Linked DNA regions of Homo sapiens: region 1 is linked to region 2. Evidence: read pairs that join two places in POLR2A ChIA-PET (ENCODE). Cell type or tissue: endothelial cell of umbilical vein. All regions are shown on one strand. Links, peaks and the distances in the headings refer to the core of each region. The heading gives the core; the rest is flanking DNA.

What was found. ChIA-PET counts read pairs that join two places held together with the same protein. Peaks named below come from ENCODE experiments on the same cell type or tissue, not always from the same donor. Only the 100,000 strongest peaks of a DNase experiment are listed, where the experiment ranks them.
Region 1: POLR2A ChIA-PET joins it to region 2 with 6 read pairs; 3 of 35 experiments call an interaction of 5 or more read pairs at or near these places.

Annotation. Positions count from the first base shown.
Region 1 is chr5:139,243,071-139,248,923 of GRCh38, forward strand. No RefSeq gene overlaps it. Among named protein-coding and RNA genes, the nearest start is that of SNHG4, 28 kb to the right of the region's middle. In endothelial cell of umbilical vein, for the core only: no CTCF peak of the experiment used is centred there; a DNase peak (open chromatin) is centred at 3,491; H3K27ac peaks cover 704 bases.
Region 2 is chr5:138,757,707-138,763,559 of GRCh38, forward strand. The region is part of intron 1 of CTNNA1 (catenin alpha 1); the gene reads left to right. Among named protein-coding and RNA genes, the nearest start is that of CTNNA1-AS1, 6.7 kb to the left of the region's middle. In endothelial cell of umbilical vein, for the core only: no CTCF peak of the experiment used is centred there; no DNase peak of the experiment used is centred there; H3K27ac peaks cover 1,244 bases.

The sequences.
Region 1 (5,853 bases), core at 395-5,394, 490 kb after region 2:
CCAGCTACTCGGGAGGCTTCAGTCCAGGAATTTGAGATTGCAGTGAGCTATGATCATGGCATTGCACTCCAGCCTGGTCAAAAGAGTGAGACCTTGGCTGGGCGTGGTGGCTTACTCCTGTAATCCCAGTGCTTTGGGAGGCCGAGGCAGGCGGATCACCTGAGGTCAGGAGTTCGAGACCAGCCTGGCCAACATGGTGAAACCCTGTCTACTAAAAATACAAAATTAGCCGGGAGTGGTGGCATGCACCTGTAATCCCAGCTAATTGGGAGGCTGAGGCAGGAGAATCACTTGAACCAGGGAGTCAGAGTTTGCAGTGAGATGAGATCACACCATTGCACTCCAGCCTGGGCAAAAAGAGCAAAACTCTGTCTTTAAAAAAAAAAAAAAAAGTAAAAAAAGAAAAAAAAAGAAAAAAAAGTGAGACCTTTTCTCAATAAAATTAAAAAATACATATATAATCAACATCATTAGCCATTAAGGAAATGAAAAGCAAAACATCAGATGCCACTTCACACGACTAGAATGGCTATAATTTAAAAGATAAATAATAACAAGTGTTGGAGAGGATATGAAGAAATTGGAATCTTCGTAAACTGCTAGTGGTATTACAAAATGGTGCAGCTGCTTTGGAAAACAATCTGGCAGTTCCTCAAAATGTTAAACATAGAGCTACCATATGGCCCAGAAATTCTACACCTAGATATGTACCCAAGGGAATTGAAAACATGTGTTCACACAAAAATTTGTACACGAATGTTCACAGCAACGTTATTCATCATAGCCAAAAAGTGGAAACAATCCAAATGCTCATCAACTGTTGAATGGATAAATACAATGTGGTATAACAATGGAGTATTATTCAACAATAAAAATAAATGAAATACTGATACATGCTACAACATAGACTAATCGTGAGAACATTATGCTAAGTAAAAGAAGCCAGTTGGCTGGGCACAGTGGCTCATGCCTGTAATCCCAGCACTTTAGGAGGCTGAGGCAGGTGGATTGCCTGAGCTCAGGAGTTCACGACCAGCCTGGACAACACAGTAAAACCCTGTCTCTACTAAAATACAAAAAATTAGACAGGTGTGGCAGTGTGCACCTGTAGTCCCAGCTATTCAGGAGGCTGAAGCAGTAGAATTGCTTGAACCCGGGAAGCGGAGCTTACAGTGAGCCAAGATGGTGCCACTGCACTCCAGCCTGGGCAACAGAGTGAGACTCTGTCTCAAAAAAAAAAAAAAAAAAAAAAAAAGCTGGGCGTAGTGGCTCACGCCTGTAATCCCAGCACTTTGACACTTTGAGAGGCCGAGGCGGGCAGATCACGAGGTCAGGAGATCGAGACCATCCTGGCTAACACGGTGAAACCCCGTCTCTACTAGAAATACAAAAATTAGCCAGGTGTGGTGGTGGGCGCCTGTAGTCCCATCTACTCGGGAGGCTGAGGCAGGAGAATGGTGTGAAGCCAGGAGGTGGAGCTTGCAGTGAGCCGAGATCGCGCCACTGCACTCCAGCCTGGGGGACAGAGTGAGACTCCGTCTCAAAAAAAAAAAAAAAAAAAGCCAGGGAGGAAAAGCCACACACTGCATGATTCCATTTATATAAAAAGTCCACATTAGACATATCTATAGAGATGGAAAATAGATTAGTAGCTGCCTAGAGTTGGGGCAATTTGGGATTGACTACAAATGGGTAGGAGGTTTCTTTCTGTGGTGATGAAAATATTCTAGGATTGGTTGTGTTGATGGTTGCACAGCTCTGTAAATATACTAAAAACTTTGTGCGCTTTAAATGGGTGAATTGTCTAGTGTATAAATTAAATCTCAGTAAAGAAACAGGCAACCCACAAAGTAACAGAAAATTCTATATGAAATTGTTACCACTAAGACGTCTAATAGTTATATTTAAAAATAATAATAACAATAGTTTTCTTGGTGTTTTGTTTTATTTTCTGAGACACAGTCTCCCTCTGTCACCAGGCTGGAGTGCAGTGGCACGATCTCAGCTCACTGCAACCCCCGCCTCCCGGGTTCAAGCAATTCTCCTGCTTCAGCCTCCCGAATAGCTGGGACTACAGGCGCATGCCGCCACGCCCAGCTAATTTTTGTATTTTGTTGTTGTTGTTGTTGTTGTTTGAGACGGAGTCTTACTCTGTCGCCCAGGCTGGAGTGCAGTGGCTCCATCTCAGTTCACTGCAACCTCTGCCACCTGGGTTCAAGTGATTCTCCTGCCTCAGCCTCCCGAGTAGCCGAGATTACAGGCGCGTGCCACCATGCCTGGCTAATTTTTGTATTTTTGGTAGAGACGGGGTTTCAGCATCTTGGCCAGGCTGTTCTTGAACTCCTGACCTTGTGATCCACCCATCTCAGCTTCCCAAAGTGCTGGGATTACAGGCGTGAGCCACCATGCCTGGTCTTTTTTTGTATTTTTAGTGAGATGGGGTTTCACCATGTTGGCCAGGATGGTCTCAATCTCTTGATCTCGTGATCCGCCCACCTCGGCCTCCCAAAGTGCTGGGATTACAGGTGTGAGCCACTGCGCCCAGCCAATAGCTTTTTAAAACAAAACAAAAAAGTGAGGGCTTTGCTGTCAAATCTCATTTCTGCCACCTGCTGACTATGTAACCTTGGACAAGTTACTTAACCTCACTGAGCTCAGTTTTCTCATCTGTAAAATATGTATTAGGTCATTTTGAGGATTAAATACATGAATATGTAAAGTCATCTGGCACATAGTAGGTGCTCAGTAAATGAAAACTATAAAGAAGAGCCAAGGAATGCCAACAATTAAAGGAGTGAGGAAGAAAAAACAATATTTGTGGGCCAATGCTATATCCATACATTTATGCCTAACATTTGGCTGTGTTCTAAGGACATAAGGAAGACCCTGACTAAGAAGCTGGAAGGCTGAGGTATAAGGCATTTCTGGAATAAAAATCCCCATAAATAAGCTAAGGGCCAAAACAGAGTCATGGGCAGGTTGTTCAGAAGCAGAGAGAAAGGCTTTGAAAGGGGAGGAGACTTTAAGAGTCAGCCAGGTGGAAAAGGGCAGAGTAGACCCTTGTCCCCTCCCCTACTATGGGTAACCAGAAGGATATGAAACAGCCCTCTCTGGAGAAAACTGGATAGAGTTTACTCAGGACAGGCAGAGGCAGAAATCAGAAGAGAAATTGTAGGTTGATTTTTCATGGCCAGGATGGGGAATGAAGCTGGCACAGGAGGTAGAAGATAAGGCCTGCCTCCCTGGCCTTGCAATAGGTGAACTGAGCCCTAGGAATTCCTGCCCTCTCCCCTGGACTAGCTCCCCTTGGCCCCTAAGCTCTGGATCTCCCTCTGCCTCCCACCAGTCCTCTTTTGGGGAACAGAACCCGATGCTCTGTGGGCCGAGCATGATGGCTCCAGCACTCCTCCCTCTAGTGACTCATTCCCAAGACTGGGGGTGGCAGGAAGTGCCAGGGCCCCAGAGTTGCAGCCCCATCCGGATTCTGGCAGCTTAGAGACATCCTATATTCTTCCTTCCTCCCCCCACCCCCGCCACCTCCCTCACTTTCAGCTCTGACTCTTGACATTTCTACATAAGAGACACCCACCTCCCCCAATCTCTTCTTGCCTTTCTATTGCCTCCTACAGTACCTAAACTGCAGCCCCTAGGGGCTGCTGGGTTAAAGCAGCCTGATCCCAAGGGGGAATGGACACAACCCACATCTAAGGGCCCTTTCCTAGGAAAGGTGACCAGGCAAGTTCTGTACCCTCATGGCCAGATCTTTGACCGGCAAGGCACATGATCTAGAAAGCATTCTGATTGACGCTTAAAACAACAAAATGGTTTTGCTCCATGCTAAGGTCTTCACAAGTCTGTCTCATTTATTCCTTACAACAACTCTAATACAGATACCATTATCACCGGCATCTGGCAAATAAGAAAAGTGAGAGGAAATGTGAAAAGTAGAAGAGCTCGGCCGGGCGCGGTGGCTCACGCCTGTAATCCCAGCACTTTGGGAGGCCGAGATGGGCGGATCACAAGGTCAGGAGATCGAGACCATCCTGGCTAACACGGTGAAACCCCGTCTCTACTAAAAATACAAAAAAATTAGCCGGGCGCAGTGGCGGGCGCCTGTAGTCCTAGCTACTCAGGAGGCTGAGGCAGGAGAATGGCGTGAACCCGGGAGGCGGAGCTTGCAGTGAGCCGAGATCTCGCCACTGCACTCCAGCCTGGGTGACAGAGCGAGACTCCGTCTCAAAAAAAAAAAAAAGAGAAAAGTAGCAGAACTGGGGCTTAAACCCAGGACTCACATCCTGGGCCTTTAACTGCCAGGCTCCTCTTCCTGTCTTGGGAACAGAGGGCAGTGTAGGCCTCTTTGAGCACAGCCCCCTGAGTAATCTAGGGCAGCACATGCAATCTTGAGGCCCTTGGCACAGCTGCTCTGGGGTCTGGCTTCAACTCTAGCCTCCCTTCTAGTTCTCCGTCCCTTTCTATACCTGCCCCACTCTCCGGGGTGGAAATGTGGAGGGCTACTCAGAGGATTCTCAGCCCCATCAACAGCTTATCTTCCTATTCAACTATTAGGACAAACAGACATCAATGTGATTCCAGGGTTCCCAGGGACTACCTAGAAAGAGGGAAATCAGATAGTAATGCTTATAGGTGCAGGCAGGCAAAAGGAGGCTATAGATACCCAAGCATGGGGTTAGCTGAGGCTTGCAGGCAGAGCAGACATCTGTCAAATCAAAGAGGCATAGAGACAGCCCACATGACAATAGAAATAATGATACCCTTGAATTATGTAGCACTTTATAATTTCTCAAGCACTTTGCAAACATTTGATCCTCCAGATGACCTCCTAGGGCCCAAGGAAGCAGAAAGCATCTTTTATAAGCTGTCACCACCTGTCAAGTTGTCCCCCAAGATGGGGAAAGGCAGGAGCCAGGCAAGGCAGTGAGTGAGTTAACCAAACCCAAGCCACAGTGAGTAATTGATAGTTTTTATGGAGACTTTATCCTCAGACTCCTTAGATATCATATTTCTGTTAGATTATATTTACATAACAGTGCAGGGTGAGAGACCCTGATAAATCTTCTCAGAGGCATGGGGATGAATACTGTGGAAATGTACTTTTGTTGATAGCGATTTGTTTTACTACACTACTGCCCTTCAATCTAGGGAGGAAAGAGCAAGGCTATTGCTTTATGGAGGGAGGGAAGGAGGGAAAGGAGAAGGGGAGGTATATAAAGATCAGAGATCTGGAACAAGAGGAATGAATGAGAGGGGAAGAGACAGGGCTCCGAAAGGGAAAGCTTTAGGCAAGGGGGGCAGAAGGAAAGGACAGGAAAAAGGAAAGCTGGGCCAGATGCGGTGGCTCACGCCTGTAATCCCAGCACTTTGGGAGGCTGAGGCAAGCAGATCACCTGAGGTTGGGAGTTCGAGACCAGCCTGATCAACATGGTGAAAACCCATCTCTACTAAAAATACAAAATTAGCCGGGTGTGGTGGTGCATGCCTGTAATCCCAGCTACTTGGGAGGCTGAGGCAGGAGAATCACTTGAACCTGGGAGGTGGAGGTTGCGGTGAGCCGAGATCGCGCCATTGTACTCTAGCCTGGGCAACAAGAGCAAGACTCCGTCTCAAAGGAAAAAAAAAAAGAAAAAGAAAAAGAAAGAAGAAAGGAAAACTCAGTAGCCAAGGGTGAAAGAAATGGATGATTCTGCAGGAAATGTGGCTTGCTGCTGGGGAATAGCCCTTGGCTGCAAGAATGAGCAAGATTCAGATGTCTTTTTGGCGGGTGCCAAGCTCTTCTTGTCTTTGTAGTTGGTCAAGAGAGATTGGGAGAATAAGGAGAGTCACAGGGCACAGGGG
Region 2 (5,853 bases), core at 280-5,279:
CTTGAAGGCAGGAACTGAGAGTCTTAGTTCTTGTCTTGGTGCTTAGTACCTGGCATGGAGGGCAAATTAGATGCTTGTTGAGTGAAGGAGGAAAAAGTCTTTTCTGCCTGGAGTCTAGCTTGTGGATGGAATGATAACAGATGAGGCAACAGTCAGATTATGGAGGGCCTCCAATAACAAATTTGGGCAAACTGAGAACCATCTACAGCCCATTCTTCTTCCTTGCCACCCAGATCTAATCACTGATGAAATCCTCTCCATGCAGTCCTCAGCTTATGTGTAATATATTCTTTTTTTCTCCTATTTCTTTTTTTTTTGAGATGGAGTTTTGCTCTTGTTGCCCAGGCTGGAGTGCAATGGCGTGATGTCGGCTCACTGCAACCTCTGTCTCCTGGGTTCAAGTGATTCTTCTGCCTCAGCCTCCCAAGTAGCTGGGATTACAGGCATGTGCCACCACACCTGGCTAATCTGGTATTTTAATTTTATTTATTTTATTTATTTTTATTTTTTTTTGAGATGGAGTCTTGCTCTGTCACCCAGGCTGGAGTGCAGTGGTGCGATCTTGGCTCCCTGCAACCTCCGCCTCCCGGGTTCATGCCGTTCTCCTGCCTCAGCCTCCCTAGTAGCTGGGACTGCAGGCGCCTGCCACCACACCCGGCTAACTTTTTTTGTTTGTTTGTTGTTGTTGTTGAGACGGAGTCTCGCTCTGTCACCAGGCTGGAGTGCAGTGGCACGATCTTGGCTCACTGCAACCTCTGCCTCCCGTGTTCAAGTGATTCTCCTGCCTCAGCCTCGCAAATAGCTGGACTACAGGCACATGCCACCACGCCCAGCTAATTTTTGTATTTTTAGTAGAGATGGCATTTCACCATGTTGGCCAGGATAGTCTTGATCTCTTGACCTCGTGATCTGCCCACCTCGGCCTCCCAAGGTGCTGGGATTACAGGTGTGAGCCACCACACCCGGCTGATATTTTTATTTTTAAAATACATTATTTTCTTGATTTTTCCCATACCTTCCTTTAGTTTTTTGAACATCTGTAAGACAGTTGTTTTAATGTCTTTGTCTAGTAGGTCTTCCATCTGGTCTTTCTCTGGGACAGTTTTTGTTTTTTTTTTGAGATGGAGTTTTGCTCTCGTTGCCCGGACTGGAGTGCAATGGCGTGATCTTGGCTCACTGCACTGCCTCCTGGCTTTAAGCGATTCTCCTGCCTCAGCCTCTTGAGTAGCTGGGATTACAGGCATGCGCCACCACACCTGGCTAATTTTGTATTTTAAGTAGAGACAGGGATTCTCCATGTTGGTCAGGCTGGTCTTGAACTCCTGACCTCAGGTGATCAGCCAGCCTTGGCTTCCCAAAGTACTGGGATTACAGGCATGAGCCACCGTGCCCAGCAACTGGGACAGTTTTTATTGGTTAATTTTTTTTTTCTTTTAATGGGTCATACTTTCCTGTATCTTTGTATGACCTGGGACTTTTTAATTTTTTTTTGAAAACTGGACATTTGAATCTAATGATGTGCTAACTCTGAAAATTGGACTCTTCTCATTCCCAGGGTTTGCTGGATTTTTTTGTTTATTTGTTACAGTTTGTTTTTATGCTGAGGATCAGCCTGAGATACAAACTTAAGGACTTCTCAGGTCTTTTTTGAGCCTGCACCTTTCCCTGGGCGCATGCACCATGGTAACTTTTTTCCTTATCTCCCCCGCACCCTCATGATTGCTTTTGAATATCCTAGTCTTTAAAGTCTAGCTCCTAAAGAGGAAAAAGAGAAAAATGAAGGAAGTAGGGAGGTGGGGGCCCTTGGCCCATTAAATTTCCTGGAAGTCTACTTCAGCTGGAGGGGGAGGACTTGCAGTCATGGAGGGGGTGCAATAATGGCTATCCTTCTCAGTGTCTGCCTATCCCTGATTATAAGCAGCAATCAGCAATTAGAATACGGATCCCTAATATTTGGAGGACAGGGTCCTTATTACCCATCCTGGTTCCCAAAAGCTGCTTGCAAGCTGTTTCAGGAATGCATTGTAGGTTGTCTGCCCGTGGCTGGGGGCTAGGGAATGGGGTAGCTGCTGCTCAGCTAAGGGCTGAAATTGACTGAAATTAACCCAATTTACTGTCCCAGTCTTTCCTTGGAAGTTGCAAGCTTTCTTCAACAGTCCCCAGAATTACATCTGACTAATTATGCCAGTGTAATTGTCTAGGTGGGGAGACTGATCTTGGTGCTTCCTACTCTGCTGTTTTAGAATCTGGAATCCTCTCCCAGAATTTCTTTCCTTTTTTTTTTTTTTTTTTTTTTTTTTTTTATGAGATGGAGTTTCACTCTTGTCGCCCAGGCTGGAGTGCAATGGCGCGATCTTGGCTCACCACAACCTCCGCCTCCCGGGTTCAAGCGATTCTCCTGCCTCAGCCTCCTGAGTAGCTGGGATACAGGCATGCGCCACCATGCCTGGCTAATTTTGTTATTTTTAGTAGAGACGGGGTTTCTCCATGTTGGTCAGGCTGGTCTTGAACTCCTGACCTCAGGTGATCCACCCGCCTCGGCCTACCAAAGTGCTGGGATTGCAGGAGTGAGCCACCGTGCTCAGCCGGATTTCTTTCCTTTTAAAGGCTGAATAATGTTCCATTTATTGTATGTATATGCCATATTTTGTTTATCCATTCATACTTTTTTTTTTGGAGGGGACAGAGTCTCTGTTGTCCAGGCTGGAGTGCAGTGGTGCGATCTTGGCTCACCACAACCTCTGCCTCCCAAGCTCAAAACGATTCTCCTGCCTCAGCCTCCTGAGTAGCTGGGATTACAGGTGTGCGCCACTACCACCCGGCTAATTTCTTTATTTTTAGTAGAAACGGGGTTTCACCATATTGGCCAGGCTGGTCTCTAACTCCTGACCTCAAATGATTCACCTGCCTCAGCCTCGAAAACTGCTGGGATTACAGGCGTGAGCCACCACGTCTGACCTATCCATTCATATGTTGATGGACGTTTGGATTATTTCCAAGGTATGCTACTTTTTTATAGCTCTTAAAATTTTTCCAAATTCCTCTCCAGAAATGTACTTTATCATCACCTGTGGTACATCAGGGTATTTTCCACTTTAGACATTCTTGATCTATTGTCTGAGTACTTGAAGTGGTGTGACTGTAGGCTGACTGTTGAATGAAGCTGAAAGGGGGGTTTTAATAGCAGGTCACAAACTTGGATAGAAGAGGAGATGTCTCTCGGGCTGGTTGGATATATAATAAGTTCTGGAAGGCCACATGCTGGTGATGATGTCATCCAGAAAGGGTTTGGTACTGAATTTCTGTTCAGGAACGTTCCTTGTCAGGGATGTTAGGGATCTGCCTTGTCAACTGTAGTCCTTCGTCAGCCTCTTCAGAAGTTGATGCCCACTTAGCTCTTGAAGCAGGTGTTCTAAGTAAATAATATTTTGTACTCTTATATTCTGTGGATTAGTTGTAGGTACATGCTGTTGTGAAAATAAATTCATTTGACTTCTCTGTATCTTGATTGTGGAGGTGATCACACAACTGTTATTTATTTTTTTTGAGACAGAGTCTCACCCTGTCGCCCAGTCTGGAGTGCAGTGGCATGATCTCGGCTCACTGCAACCTCCACTTCCTGAGTTCAAATGATTCTCCTGCCTCAGCTTCCTGAGTAGCTGGGATTTGCAAGCATGTGTCACCACGACCTGTTTAATTTTTGTACTTTTAGTAGAGACGGGGTTTCACCATTTTGGCCAGGCTGGTTTTGAACTCCTGACCTCAAATGATCCGTCCGCCTCCTAAAGTGCTGGGATTGCGGGCTTTAGCCACTCACCTGGCCCACACAGCTGTTTTTAGATTGGTATACGAGAGAGTGAATTTTATTGTGCATAAAAGGTGGAAAAATGAACAGGTAAAAAAATTTACTCAAAAAAATTTTGGGGGTGAGTTTGGCCTTCTATATGGAGATAATAAATAAGTAGTGAAAAACATGAACCCAATTATTCTTTCTACCTTCTCTGCCCAAATCATTTTTTTCTCAAGTGACCAAAACCACACACTTTGAGGTCTTTTTGTTGTTGTTGATACAGGGTCTCACTCAGTCATCCAGGCTGGAGTGCAGTGGTGCAATCACACCTCACTGCAGCCTTGACCTCCCGGGTTGAAAGTGATCCCCTCACCGCAGCCTCCTATGGAGCTGGGACTACAGGCGCCTGCCACAATGCCTGGCTAATTTTTGTGTTTTCTGTAGAGACAGAGTTTCACCGTGTTTCCCAGGCTGGTCTCAAACTCCTGAGCTCAAGTGATCCACCTGCCTTGGCCTCCCAAAGAGCTGAGATTACAGGCGTGACCCACTGCGCCTGGCCCACTTTGAAGTCCTAAAGAAATTTAGGTTATTATTCTATGCATGTTGGAGGATTTAAGTCTTATTAGCAGCTTCTGTTTTCTGTAAGGAAAAAGTTAAAACACATCTGGAAGAGTCTCATAGAGCAGCACTTTCTGAAACTTGCCTGGGTACCAGTATGCCTGCTTCCAGACCTTGAAGATATTACATGTACTGCTTGGTGATCTGCCCTGTCCCCCACATGTTGTGGGCCTGGATTGAATGGACTGAACAGTGTGGGGAATTAGTCCAGCGTGACTTGCCTTGTCTCATGCTGTTTGCTCACTTGTGAGAGCACTATACTGAATTATCCATTATTGAAAGTTCCAAGTGTGCAAAGAACCACACTTCAAAAATAAAATGTCAACATTGCCCTTTCTCTGTTAGAGCCTTAAATGTTCATTATTTTCTTTAGTTTTTTTTTATAACTATCAAACTTATTTTTCTCCATGTGGAAGTATGCCACAACTCCATTTCTAATGGAGCTTGAAATTAGCATGTATTTCCACTTACTTGTTGATGGGCTGTCATCGATCAACCCCTCTTTTTGATTGGGATTTAATTTGTGGTTTTTTTTTTTTACCAGCTGTAAGTTTGGAGTAATGCATGTAATGTAAATACAGTTCACAGGGCAACTTCGGATGTTCTAAATACTTGTAACATTTGCTCATTTTGAACAATATTGTATGAGTAGTGTGAAGTGATTTTTAAAATGTCTGTCATTTTTTTCATGTTCCCATTTTATTAAAAGGAGGGATGGAACTATATTGTGGAAGCTAATGTAATTTTTGTCTCTAAGAGGTTTTTTTTTCTTTTTAGACTAAAAGGGCTTAACAGAAGAAAAATTTATCTTTCTTAATTGCTAATTTAAAGGCTAATTTTTTCCCTAGATTGCTTAGTTTTGACTATTTGATTCCATCATATCAAGCTGTGAATTTCCTTCATTTTCTTGTTTTGAGGTTTCATTATTAAATATTGTCAAAAATAAGTGGCTCATCAACTCTCTTGAAAGTGTCTTATTGCTATGTTTTTTTTTGTCAGTATTTGACATTCTGAATTGAAGATGTGAGTTGGAAACCTGGTTAATTACCAAGTTACATAATCCTGTATTTATTAACTAGGTTAGACTACATACAGACTGTTCTTGAAAATGAAAGTGCTGTTATAACTCAGAAAACACATTCACTATGGCCCATTTCAAGTTAATTGAAGGATTGAGCCTTTGATAGTGCATTTGCCCTGTGCGGCTCTGTTACATGCATTCTTTCTAGGCAAAGATGCATTGTTACCATTCTCTCATGGTATGTTGAATATTTCATTAGATTCAATATTTCAATATTAATCCAAGCTTTTTTTTTGAGACAGGGTCAAGCCATCCTCCCACCTCAGCCTTCTGAATAGCTGGGACCATAGGTGTGTACTACGACACCCAGCTAATTTTTTACATTTTTAGTAGAGACAGGTCTCACCATATTGCTTAGGCTGAT